Regions from separate parts of the Homo sapiens genome. Here region 2 is linked to region 1. The links are chromatin contacts, found by Hi-C in ENCODE. All regions are on one chromosome and are shown on one strand. Each heading gives the region's core, a stretch centred on a gene start or an enhancer-like site at or near the end of the contact. The rest is flanking DNA. Distances are from core to core; before and after follow the strand shown.

The links. A loop is a pair of places that touch in the nucleus more often than their neighbours do. Pooled maps may share reads with other maps.
Region 2: a loop to region 1 is called in a pooled map, with 13 times the contacts of the local background. The contact joins the promoter of SQOR here to the promoter of HYPK in region 1. A Hi-C loop is called at or near these places in 1 of 37 single-sample maps with no recorded cell type and 5 of 50 pooled maps.

The regions. Positions count from the first base shown.
Region 1 is chr15:43,799,349-43,806,146 of GRCh38, forward strand. It overlaps HYPK (huntingtin interacting protein K), which reads left to right and starts at 1,251. Exons shown (of 4, transcript NM_016400.4): 1 at 1,251-1,436; 2 at 1,784-1,839; 3 at 2,170-2,221; 4 at 2,363-5,079. The coding sequence starts at 1,275. The coding sequence ends at 2,458. SERINC4 (serine incorporator 4) reads right to left here and starts at 872. Exons shown (of 12, transcript NM_001258031.2): 1 at 537-872; 2 at 1-138. The coding sequence starts at 638. It overlaps SERF2-C15ORF63 (SERF2-C15orf63 readthrough), which reads left to right. Exons shown (of 6, transcript NR_037673.1): 3 at 1,147-1,436; 4 at 1,784-1,839; 5 at 2,170-2,221; 6 at 2,363-3,241. MFAP1 (microfibril associated protein 1) reads right to left here. Exons shown (of 9, transcript NM_005926.3): 8 at 6,028-6,117; 9 at 5,144-5,928. The coding sequence ends at 5,746. RefSeq lists enhancers at 1-669, 670-1,370, 1,278-1,527.
Region 2 is chr15:45,633,779-45,640,576 of GRCh38, forward strand. It overlaps SQOR (sulfide quinone oxidoreductase), which reads left to right and starts at 1,251. Exons shown (of 10, transcript NM_021199.4): 1 at 1,251-1,330. RefSeq lists enhancers at 395-1,390, 1,853-1,942, 1,973-2,022, 3,852-3,931, 3,962-4,021 and a silencer at 1,203-1,372.

The sequences.
Region 1 (6,798 bases), core at 1-2,500:
TGACAGCAGGAGGCAGCAGATTGCTGAGGCCCCCACATGGAGGAGGATGTAGAACAGGCGGCTGCAAGTGGATGCGGTGAGAGAGGGCCACCTAGAGTGGCAGCAGCTGGCACAAGGAGCAGGCCCACAGCAGCACACCTGGGAGTAGAGCAGATGCAAGGCAGCGAGGTGGAGACTTGCTGAGGAAAGGCATACGTTAATGTATGTGTGAGGTTAACCCAGGAGGTTGAATTCCAAAATTTCCCCTTCCCCTTTCTTCCTTTTACTCAGGTTCTGTTTCAAGCTGATTCCAGCCATTTGGGATTGCCGCCCACTGACAACTTAGTAGGGCTTTCATTATAAGCAGGCTTGAGATATCTGACCTTTCTCTCGACCTAAACACCTGGGGCTGGAAACATGGCGGGAGAGATTTACAGATTATACCTGGGGCAACGAACCAGAACGACATTAGAGGAGAAAAGAGGCCTGTCGTTTTTATTGGCTTCTGCACGTCTTCCTCCCCAGCTTCGGCCACTCTCCCCTTCGCACCCTCTCACCTGACAGAAGGGACTTTTCACTAGGACACTGCTGCCTCCGCTGTGCTGCTGTGCCAGGCCCAGGGAGGTGCCGGGGCTGGGGCCGGCCTTGGCACCCACCATCCTTGTCCCAGGGATTAGGCTTAGGTCCACCAGATGGAAGGCAGATGAGAGCAGCAGTTGCTTCTGTCCTCAGCCCATTGGACTGCCACTGTGTTGGGGCTGAGCACCCGGTCCCGGGCAGAATGGAGACGTCCGGAAGAGAACACTGACCTCCAGGTTGCGGTAAATGCAAATGCCCTGTGAAGGAGCTTTGTCCTTAGGGCCTCAACACTGCGGCCACTCAGGCTGTTCTCTCCAGATTAGGGGGCAGTTTGTCTATCTGGCCCCCTGTGGATTAGCATTCTTTATTGGTTTAGGATTAGACGTCATTCAGGTTGAACGGAGTTCCCTGAGGTGGGTGGGTGCGTGTTTATGTGTTGAGGGGACTATTCCTAGTTTATGAGGTGGTTAAGGATATCGGTGGGGTGGGCTGGAGCGGTGTCGGGTTAGGTCTGAGAGAAGGCCTCGCACAAAACACTGTACAAACCCGAAAGGAAGTCTGAGAGACGAACCGCCTTCCTCCCTGAAGCTTCTAGAACTGGAGCAGAAAGAAGGTGTGGCCCAGGGCCAGCCCCGCCTCCTCCCCGGGCGGAAGCTGTGTCAGTTGCCGGAAGTCGGCGTGAGGTGGGGCTTATGCGGCGGCGTGGTGAAATAGATATGGCGACCGAGGGGGATGTGGAGCTGGAGTTGGAGACTGAGACCAGTGGACCAGAGCGGCCTCCGGAGAAGCCACGGAAACATGACAGCGGTGCGGCGGACTTGGAGCGGGTCACCGACTATGCAGAGGAGAAGGAGATCCAGAGTTCCAATCTGGAGACGGTAAGGTTGGCCAAGAGCATGTCGGGGCGGGCTGAGAGCAGAGGGGGGCTCTGAGGCTGTAGCTGGAAGCCAGCGCTCCAAGACGGGGTTCTGATCCCGTTGGCAGGAGGAGGCAATAGGGTAGAGCCGAGGGAAACAGCGGTCACCGGAGCGCGCCGCTTGCCTAAAGGAGCTTGATAGTGGGCTTAAGGGGACCTCAGGTGCATAGAATGGAATTAAACATAGTCCTTGCTACCTGGTAACACTTGTCATCGTGAATCCATGCATGAACCGCTTGTTTTGTTGGCCTTTTAGATTATTGGGAATTGTGGGTAGCGGTGCAGTAACTAGACCTGCCTTTCCCATAGGCCATGTCTGTGATTGGAGACAGAAGGTCCCGGGAGCAGAAAGCCAAACAGGAGCGGTAAGTCTTCAGGGGCAGCCAACTTTAACAGTTCTTCCCTCCCCGGTCCCCAGACAAAAATAAAAACCATTATTAAGCCTTTATACCGTTCTTCAAATTTATCACCAATTCCTGCAGATCTAGGCGCCACAACTTTACTCTTGTTAGCAGAAGGCCTCCTGGCAACACCTGCTGCCAAGACTCCAGGGGAAAGGAGTATTAGTGGGAGTTTTTATTTTCAATCAAGGGTTTATCAAGATTTATTTACAGGGCACTTCTGGGAATGACCCTTCCTGGGAGTTTATGGTGTTGGTTGAGAATGAGGACTAATATATTTAAATATTTTTGCAGGGAGAAAGAACTGGCAAAAGTCACTATCAAGAAGGAAGATCTGGAGCTAATAGTGAGTGGTAGTGCCTAACTAGTGTATGCGGAGGGGAGGCTATTCTGCTTAATTTGGGTTGTTTCCTGAAACAAGCGGAGTCAGTATATTTGGTGGCACATTAATGCCTGGGAACCTATGTAACATGATTTTTTTCTGCAGATGACTGAGATGGAGATATCTCGAGCAGCAGCAGAACGCAGTTTGCGGGAACACATGGGCAACGTGGTAGAGGCGCTTATTGCCCTAACCAACTGATGCGTGCTTTCTCAAATATACCTACTGGATTAATTTATGGCAATAAAATTTTTTTTTGTCTTTTTCAGTTTTATCATCTTGGGTCAAGTAGAGTGTATACTATATCCTATGTTGTGGAGAATTTATATGTTGGAGACTAACTGAATTTAAGTGACCCATTAAAATCTAGCACACCTGTATGAAAAATCAGTGTAGAAGAATACCTCATGTGCAGATGCTAGGTGGCAGGCCAGTCTCATTCATCTGACTAGCTCTCAACAGTATTCAAGGTACATCTGGAGTCTCAGCAGAGTTACTGTACTCAAATGGCATGTGTCTCCAAGACAGCTTATGAATATCTAAAAGGCCAGCTACCTGCCTAGGAGCCACTATATATATAGATAGATGTAGGTTATGAACCCAGTTCATAGGCCACCTTGAGTTAGAATTTTGGTACCTACAACATGCTTGATTTTGAGTGATTAAAAAAAAATAATTTGGCTGGGTGCTGTGGCTCACACCTCTAATCCCAGCACTTTGGGAGGTCGAGGCAGGTAGATCACGAGGTCAGGAATTCAAGACCAGCCTGGCCAACATGTGAAACCCCGTCTCCACTGAAAATAGAAAAATTAGCTGGGCATGGTGGTGGGCGCCTATAATCCCAGCTATTCTGGAGGCTGAGGCAGGAATCGCTTGAAATTGGAAAGCAGAGGTTGCAGTGAGCTGAGATCACACTACTGTACTACTGTACTCCAGCCTGGGGGAAAGAGTGAAACTCCATCTCAAAAAAAAAAAAAAAAAAAAAAGCCCGGGCACAGTGGCTCACACCTGTAATCCCAGCACTTTGGGAGGCTGAGGCAGTCGGATCATGAGGTCAGGAGTTGAAGACAAGCCTGGCCAACATGGTGAAACCCTGTCTCTACTAAAAATACAAAAAAAATAAAATTAGCCAGGCGTGGTGGTGCATGCCTGTAGTCCCAGCTACTCAGGAGGCTGAAGCAGAAGAATTGCTTGAACCAGGGAGGCGGAAGTTGCAGTGAGCTGAGATTGTGCCACTGTACTCCAGCCTGGGTGACAGAGCGAGACTGTCTCAAAAACAAAACAACAAAAAAGAATTTAGGGGCCAGGCATGGTGGCTCATGCCTGTAATCCCAACACCTTGGGAAGCTGAGGCAAGACGATCACTTGAGCCCAGCAGTTTGAGACCAGCTTGGGCAACACAGTGAGATTTCGTCTCTACCGCGCTCCCCCCACCACCAAAAAAAGAATTTAGGTACCTGAGGGTTAGAACATGGTAAGACTAGAAGATATCAAAGGTTGGGCCAGGTGTGGTGACTCATGCCTGTAACCCCAGCACTTTGGGGAGGCTGGGCTGGGAGGACTGTGTCAGGTCAGGATTTCCAGACCAGCCTGGGCAACATAGCATGACCTTGTCTCTACTAAAATTAAAAAAAAAAAAAGCCAGGCATGGTGGCATGTGCCTGTCTGTGGTCCCAGATACTCTGGAGGCTGAGATGGATTTGCTTGAGCCTGGGAGGTTGAGGCTGCAGTGAGCTGAGATTGTGCTACTGCACTCCAGCCTGGGCGACAGAGCAAGACTGTCTCAAAACGAAAAAAACCTATGAAAGGTTTTGATTGGTATTCAAATTCTAAGCCATAATACATTCTACATGCCATTTCCTATCCTAGAGAGAAGGTAATTTTACTTTAAAGGTTAATCAGGGCCGGGCGTGGTGGCGCATGCCTATAATCCCAGCACTCTGGGAGGCCGAGGCAGGTGGATCACCTGGGATCAGGAGTTTGAGACGAGCCTGGCCAAAATGGTGAAACCCCATCTCTACTAAAAGTACAAAAAAAAATTAGCTGGGTGTGGTGGTGGACGCCTGTAATTCCAGCTACTAGGGAGGCTGAGGCAGGAGAATCTCTTGAACCCAGGAGGTTGCAGTGAGCAGAGATCGCGCCACTGCACTCCAGACTGGGCAACAAGAGTGAAACTCCATCTCAAAAAAAAAAAAAAAAAAAATCAGCTTGGACCAACTCACACATGTTGAACTAGTTTCCTCAACTATAAAACTGTGACGGCCCCAGCTAGGCACAGTGGCTCAACGCCTGTAATCTCAGCACTTTGGGAGGCTGAGGCGGGCGGATCGCGAAGTGAAGATCAAGACCATCCTGGCTAACATGGTGAAACCCCGTCTCTACTAAAAATACAAAAATTAGCCAGGCATGGTGGCAGGCGCCTGTAGTCCCAGCTACTCGGGAGGCTGAGGCACTCTAGCCTGGGCAACAGAGCCGTCTCTTTAAAACAAACAAACAAACAAAAAAAAAACCCTGCAACGGCCCCTGAGTCTGCTGTAAGGACACTCAAATGGCAATTACAGACATTTCTCCAAGAGTTTCAAGGCCTTACCCTCATTCTGACTCTAGGATAATTCTTAGATTGTATCCCACACAACAGTGACTTGTACCTGTGTTCATCTTTATGTATTTACCACCTCATAGTAATTATTTGCATTCATTTTTATCGTACGACACTAAACTATTTGATTCTTCCAGTGGGACATTTAAAGGATGTGAGAAGACCTTGGTCTTCTCAAAAACATCTGTATTTGGTCATGGAATAAATCCAGATGCTACCTAAAGCCAAGCTAGTACCTGAGCTTGTTTCTGAGATCAAAGGGAATTATCAAAATGTGAAACACCTTCTGCCTGACAATTGTTATCTTTTACTTTAATAGGCAATTAATACTTGTCAGCTTGGACATTTTATTTCCAGTATCATGCTAAAAATCTCCTTGTTGTGTGATTCTTTTATTTCTTGACATGCACACATATATGGATCAAAAAGTATGTACAACTAGAAAAACGGACTCCAAGCAAAAATGGAAAACATGTTTCCATGAGCTTAGATTTCCGGGTATATTACTCCTAAACCTAAGGTAGAAGTAATGCATTGTTCACTTACATGTCCACTTTTCTAACCCAAGCTAAGGGCTGGAAAAAGAAAGTCAGAACAGTCCCAAGTAAATATGGGAAACCATAGCAGTGATAAAACCTAAGATTTCTCAGAAATAGTTTTAAGTGGGAAGCCTCTAATCCTACCTGGACAGTGCTTTCCTGTGGGTTTCTCAGCATGAGTCCAAACCTCACAAAGCACCTTCAAAGTCTGGGCTACCCAGTATCACAAGTATAGCAGTAAGTCCAATATCTGGATACAGGGGCCAAGGAAACAATGAAAAAACCAAATCAAGGACCAGATGCTGAGACTCCCCTTGTGTTCCACAGTTGGAAGAATAAGCAGTTGGACCCTAGGTAGTTTTCCGCTTCTTGGCAGATGGCCGCTCAAATACATCTCGTACCCCAGCTGCCTTTTGTTTGAAGAACTTTGTGTTCTGGGCACTCTCTTGGCCCCAAGCTGAGTCAAAGGAGGTGGTATCTTGATCCACAAGGTGAGTGTATTTGGTGCGACCTGAGCGTCCAAAGTTCTTGACCTGAGGGAAGGATGGATGATGAGTTATACCACCAAACAAACCATGCCTCAGCTATCAATACATCACTTTTCTCTGTCATGTTATTAAGGTTCCCCATACCTGCATGACTTTAGGAAGAATGGTTTTATTGAAATGATCCTCCAGGGTAGGAGCGCTGAAATCTCTCTTGTATACTTCTTCATCCTCATCCTGTATAAAAAAAATCTTATCAATCTTGTGGCTTTATTTCCTATATATTCAAACCACAAATTTATTAAACTCTACAATAAGGGATACAGAGAAAGCAGAGGGTATTGAGCCTTTCTTCAAGAGCTTACATCTAGTTGAAGAGATGACATTCTTTTTTTTTTTTCTGAGACGGACTCTCGCTCTGTTGCCCAGGCTGGAGTGCACTGCCGCGATCTTGGCTCACTGCAACCTCCGTCTCCCAGGTTCAAGCAGTTCTCCTGCCTCAGCCTCCCGAGTAGCTGAGGCTACAGGTGCATGCCACCACACTCGGCTAATTTTTTGTATTTTTAATAGAGACGGAGTTTCACCGTGTTAGCCCAGATGGTCTCGATATCCCGACCTTGCGATCTGCCCACCTTGGCCTCCCAAAGTGCTGGGATTACAGGTGTGAACCACTGCGCCCGGCCGAGATGATATTCTTTTTCCTTTGTTGTATTTCTCCTTTTTTTTTTTTTTTTTCCCTGAGACAGCGTCTCATTCTGATGTCCTGATGTCCAGGCTGGAGTGCAGTGGGGTCACTACTGCTCACTGAAGCCTTGACCTCCCAGGATCAAACGATGCTCTCACCTCAGCCTCCTGAGTGGCTGGGACTACAGGTGCATGCAACTATGCCTAATTTTCTCCTTGAGTGTAGACGTGTCT
Region 2 (6,798 bases), core at 1-2,500, 1.8 Mb after region 1:
TACAGTCTGCGTTTGTATTGTATTGTTCATGATGATTTTGCCATAGATACAGTCAGTCTCTTTGATTAAAGATAGAAAGTATCAGTTGAAAACATTTAAAAAAATAATATTCAAGGCTGGGCATGGTGGCTCACGCCTGTAATCCCAGCACTTTGGGAGGCCCAGGAGGGCAGATCGCTTGAGGCCAGGAGTTTGAGACCAGCTTGGCCAACATGGTGAAACCTCATCTCTACTGAAACATACAAAAATTAGCCGGGCATGGTGGCACACACCTGTAGTCCCAGCTACTCAGGAGGCTGAGACACCAGAATTGGTTGAACCCATGAGGCAGATGTTGCAGTGAGCCGAGATTGCTCTACTCACTGCGCTCCAGCCTGGGCAACACAGTGAGACTCTGTTTCAAAAAACAACAACAACAACTATATATATATATATATATATATATATTCAAAATTCATAAAACCAAATAAGTGTAAAAGAAACTCAAACTTTCAAGGGTTTATTTTTGTTTGTTTTTTTGAAAGCTTCTAGCACTTGCACTTCTCAGGTTATGAGACTTTTGGGACACCCTGTATTTATTGTAAAAAGGGTTACTGAATCTGATATGGTGGAGAACCACTCACTGAGACTTTACATCAACCTGGAAAGAGCCGCCAACTGAAAATGTCCAGTCATGAATATGGGATGGGACACTGTGGAGGCCAGTGGCTGGAAGCCAGCTTACCCCTGCCTGCGCGTTTTGAAGGAAGGGCTCCAGCGCACACCAAAGCTGAACCTCGGTCACCTTCTCTGTGAAATGAGCGCGGGAATACCTGTGTTTCTGGGCAGCTGTGTGAACCCGGTGAGAAGCCCAGGGCACATAGGAGGACCCAGTGGGAACAGCCAGAGCCTCTCTGCACAGCGCCCCGCCTCCGCTTTTGCCTGCCCTGATTACAAAACGCTGTTGGCACCCAGGGGCGGAAGCGTCAGGTGGCCTCGGTGTCCTCCGCCTGTGCGCCCCAGCCTGCGGGGCCGCCCTTCAGGGCGCGCAAGGGGCGAGTCTGTCCAGCCGGCAGCACCCCAGGCCGGATGGACGCTTGTTCCTGGTTCTGTGCCCCGTGAGCGCTCAACGCCCTGGTGTGTTCACTGACCATGGTGCCTGGGCTGCGGCGCCGGGCGGGGCACGGCGGGACTTTTCGGGACCTTTCCTGGGGGGAGCCTCGCTTTCCCCGCCTCCAGCCTCCGCCCGGATGGCAGGCGGGCGGGGCCCCAGTCCAGGCCTTGAGACCCAGAAGGGAGCGAAGGTTTTTGCTGCGCCAACGCAGTGACCGAAGGCTCCGCTCACGCCCGGGTAAGAGGCATCCGCGGCCGATCTTTGGCCCTGGGCCAGCGGAGGGAGACTGGGCGGGGACAGCGACCACCACTGAGGCTGTTTGTTAGCTTAACTCGGTTTCCGCAGCTGGGACTCCGCAGACCCGGTGCGCCGCGCCCCAAACTTTGCTTCCTCAACTCCGGACACCTGCAGCTCTTGCTGCCCTTGTCTGGAACCCGGGTCTTGGGACTCTTGCTTCCTTCTCAGAGTGTCAGAGCCTCAGGGCCGCGGAGAGGCCAACCCGCGAGGGGTGCTTAAAAACCGAAGTATCCGTGGTCTTGGTGTGTGGACGTTTCTGGCGCCTTCCACCTGTTGACTGTCACTCGGCACCGTCCTGGAGCGGGAGTGGGTGCTCGGCGTCCGGGGGCCAGGGATTGACACAGTCATCCACCGACACTGCGCGTGGGACAGAGGGGGCGCTCGAGGGGTCGGCTGCAGCTGAAACCTGAAGGGGAGAGGATTTAGGGCACCTGCTGAACAGGAATTGGTGGAAAGGGAGAAGGGGTCTTCTGGTGGAATCTGGGCTCATTTCCTTTCCTCTTCATCTGTCTCTTTTATTTATCAAAATTCCAACCTGGCTTTTTGCTCAAAGACGCTGAACAGAGCCCCTGGCTTTGCCTGCGCTGCCCATTGCTATAATGCAGGGCTCTGTTCCATTTTTGTGCTGTGCACCCCTTTGGCATTTCTGGGAAGGCTAAAGACTCTCAGAACAATACTTTTTTTTGAGACAGAGTCTTGCTCTGTCGCCCAAGCTGGAGTGCAGTGGCGCGATCTCGGCTCACTGCCACCTCCACCTCCCGGGTTCAAGCGATTCTCCTGCCTCAGCCTGCCGAGTAACTGGGATTACAGGCGCAGCACACCTGGCTAATTTTAGTATTTGTAGTAGAGGCGGGTTTCACCATGTTGCCCAGCTGGTCTCGAACTCCTGGCCTCAAATGATCCGCACACTTCGGCCTTCCAAAGTGCTGGGATTACACGAGTGAGCCACCGCGCTGGACCAGAACAATGCTTTTTTAAAGGTATAAAACAAAAGGAAGAGTATTATAAAGGAAACCAATTGCAAAACACATGTCAAAACATTAAAAGAATTTATGATATGGTAATATATATGTCTTTAAAAAACGAATGCGTTATTTAATAACAAGGTTATTAAATAACAAGATCTAGCAGTGGATTAAATAGTTACCATAATTTTGAAGTAGTAAAGAACATAAACAATTATTTCAAGATATAGGTAATACTTGTAATATAAGAAAATATCTGTAATTTCTTTCTTCTTTTTTTTTTTTTTTTGAGACGGAGTCTCACTCTGTCACCAGGCTGGAGTGCAGTGGCGCGATCTCGGTTCAATGCAACCTCCGCCTGCTGGGTTCAAGTGATTCTCCTGCCTCAGCCTCCCGAGTAGATGGGACTACAGGTGTGTGCCACCACACCCAGCTAATTTTTGTATTTTTAGTAGAGACAGGATTTCACCATATTGTCCAGGATGGTCTCGATCTCTTGACCTTGTGATACGCCCACCTTGGACTCCCAAAGTTCTGGGATTACAGGCATGAGCCACTGCGCACGGCCAATATCTGTGATTTCTATTGGTGACAAAGTCTTAGTATTGCCAATACTGCTGTGGTTTGTTGGCTACATACATAATTGAAGTAAATGTTAAATTTCAGTTAGATACTAGAGAAATAAAAGATGTAAATATTAAATATCCGTAAAAATAAAGATGTAAAATACTTTTCCATCTAAGTTTTTGGGTCCAGGTTAAGATCCTCTGATAGTAGAAAGGGCACTGACCCAATGACTTGGCTTCTGGGCTTGACACTTCCATTGACATTTCCAAGGCCCATTGTAACCTTGGCTTTTTTTTTTTTTTGAGACATGGTCTTGCTGTGTCGCCTAAGCTGGAGTACAGTGAGGTGATCTCTGCTCACTGCAACCTCCTCGCAGGTTCGAGTGATTCGCCTGCCTCAGCATCCCTAGTAGCTGGGATTACACCAGCCACCCACCACCACACCTGGCTAATTTTTGTATTTTTTGGTAGAGACAGGGTTTCACCATATTGGCTAGGCTGGTCTTGAACTGCTGACCTCAAGTGATCTGCCCTTGTCTGCTTCCCAAAGCAACCACCACACCCAGCTTAACTTTGGCTTTTGAATTTCTTTTCGCCTCAGCTTCTTCATTGTACAGTGGAGATAATAACACCTTCCCAAGTATTTAAGGCACCCAGCACTGCACTTAGTGTAGAGGGCTGAAGTAGATACCATTTATCAGAACTTATTTGTATCCCTCCCAAGCTTATGGCCTTATATCCCCAAGCCTGGGGAGGTACTCATTATTTATTGAATGAATAAGTGGGTCAGAAAGGGTTGCTTGTGACTAAGTCCAAAAAACAAAATTCATTAAGGAGACAGCTGGTGGTTTGGGAAATGACTTTGTTTAAATTTGGGGCTTTTTTTCTGGCTGGAAAAATATATAAACACATTTGGAACGGGGGTGTTTGAAATGTCAGTCAGGGCCCAGGGTCTGTGTGTGCGTGTCTGTGTGGCTGGTGTTCTGCCAGTGAAAATGAAACTGAATGTTGAAAGGAAACCGGATTCCTTTGCAGAACAGTTTCTCCTCCATGTTGCCTGTGTCTAGCTTTGTTAATCCGATGTGTTGTAACACAGGAAATGTCTTATAAAGAATGGAGACGGACCCATGACAAGGCATTTCTGGGCATAGATGTACTTTTTTCTTCTCCTTTCACGTTTCCCTGCTCCACTATCTACTATATAACTCCTCTTTGACTCTGAAGACTTGGTAAATAGGAGCAGTTTGGATAGCTTATGGAAAGCTGCCCAGACCTGGCTGGAAGCCAACTAGTTGCTTCTTAATCCCAGCCTTAAAAATCTTTGTAATCCCCAGATGTAGGTGGTAATAATAATAAAGAAAAGTAGATCTAGCCAACCATCCCTGTGATTTACATTGAGAAAGTGCTAAATTGGGACAGGAGGTAGAGAACTTTGTGGAAAAAAACAAAACAGAACAAAAAAACCCTCGGAAATTTAGAACACACTGGGACTATCTATGTCTGTAACTTTGGGAAGGGCAAATACTGGTGTTATGGACTCACCAAATTCATATATTGAAACCCTAGCCCCCAGGATCTTAGAATGTGACTGTATTAGGAGATAGTGCCTTAGTTAGAAGTGGTGGTGAGCACCTGTAGCCCCAGCTACTTGGGAGGCTGAGGTGGGAGAACTGCTTGAGCTCAGAAGTTCGAGGCTAGCCTGAGCAACATAGCAAGACCTTGTCTCAATAAAAGAATAATTAGCCAGGCACGGTGGCTCACGCCTGTAATCCCAGCACTTTGGGAGGCCGAGGTAAGCAGATCGCTTGAGGCTGGGAGTTTGAGGCCAGCCTGGCCAACATAGAGGAACCCCGTCTCTACTAAAAATTCAAAATATTAGCTGGGTGGGGTAGTGTGCACCTGTAATTCCAACTACTCAGGGGGCTGAGGCATGAGACTTGCTTGAACCGGAGAGGAGGAAGTTGCATTGAGCCAAGATTATCATGCCACTGCATTCTAGCCTGCGCAACAGAGCAAGACTCTGTCTCAAAAAAAGAAAGAAAGAAAAAAAAAAAAGGAAAATTAAGTTAGGTCATTAAGGTGGAGCCCTAATCCAATATGAATAGTATCCTTATAAGAAGATGACTCGTCAGGAGCACATGTGCACAGAGAAAAGGCCACGCAAAGGCACACTGAGAAGGTGGCCATCTGCAAACCAGGGAGAGAGATCCCAGGAGAAACCAGTCTCATCAGCACTGAGGTCTTGGACTTTCAATCTCCAGAACTTTGAGAAAATAAATTTCTGTTCTCTAGACTTCATCTAGTCTATAGTGTTTTGTTATGGCAGCCCTAGAAAATTAATACAACTGGTTCTACCAAATGGACAATAGGTTTAAAAAAAATGGCTACAACTAGGCACCATCTCTTTTAAGTCATGATCCCGACATGTCCATCACTTGCTCTTAGGATCTCTTACCCAACCTATGCAGAAGAGTCTCCCATGTACTTTCCTTCTACAGACACCCTGTGTGGTCCCTAGGATCTTGCCTGAAGTTGTTAAAGCCATATTCAGCTTCATGATTTTGACTGTTAGGAAAAGAAAAACTTGGCCTCTTCAGCAAGTGACCTAGGTTAGCTGTTGTGCCATGTACATAGTAAGTACTTTGTAAATGTATGGTGGGTGATGGGTGATGATGTTATGATCATCCTTAAATACCATGGGGTGACTCCCTTCTGATCATAATGAATCTCCATGTTTTGGCCCTAGCCCAGCCCTCAGGGAACTTTCATGCCACCTAGCTGGGAACCAGCAGCTCTGGCCCTAGCTACATGAATGGAGAGAAAATGGCTATGTCTGTATCCTGGTACCAATTCCTGACTTCTGGGAGGGAGGGCTGCTTCTGGAAGTGGGGATTGTGGTGATTTCACTCTATGATAACTTTCTTATATCTTTGGCTATTTGTTCTAAGGTAGCCCATGATGTCTCCATAGGAAAATGATGTGTTTTAACAACCACCATGTTTGGAGTATAGATTGTGAGAGCTCTTCAAGACAGTGCTGGGTCTAGTAAATGTGGTTTTGTGTTTCTGTGAGCACATAAATGATGCTTGAGATGGATGAGGGGCCATCTGAGTTTGGAGGAAAATCATGAGCCTTTCAAGGTCTAGGTGATCAAATCTAAGCTTGTTTTGAATCATTGAGTAAGAAAGGTCTTTAATGGCAACTAGACACCTCCACTTATTTTACACTCAGGGAAATGGACTCAAAATGGTAAATGACTATCTCATGGTCTTACAATCTCCATTTCCTCACTTATAAAATGGGAATAATAATTCCCACCTCTCTGGTTTTTGTGAGTAATTACGTAAAGTGCATAGCACAATGCCTGTCACATATCAACACTTCCACAAATGATTTGGGGACTTGCGGGGAGAGATTGAGAGGAATGGTTTCCATTCTAATTATGTTCCAGACCTGCTTATTAAAGCCTTGTTATTCTTTGCCACAAAAATTCACATCTCTGATCAATCTAAGGAGTTATTAGAACAAGCGTCCCCATTTGAAAGCCTGCTTGTGAACTTCCATTTTCCTTTTCTCATTTAGAGGATAGCAAAGTTTTAGAGAAGCAGGGGACCTTTGATGCCACCCAATCTGATCCTTTATTCCATTGATGAAGAAAGCATGGCCCAAAATGGGTCAGGAAGAGCTGTACCTAGCACTCCCTGGACTGTGGTCCTGGGTCTCTTGACTCTTGATATGCCCTCAGACAAAGCTTCACCAGGAACGGGTCATTGTCATCTAGCTGGACACAGAAGAGACGTGAGCTGTCTACACCTCATTCTGTCTCAACTATTAAAGGATTGAGTTTAGAGTCTCTCCAACTATGTCCAAATAGCAA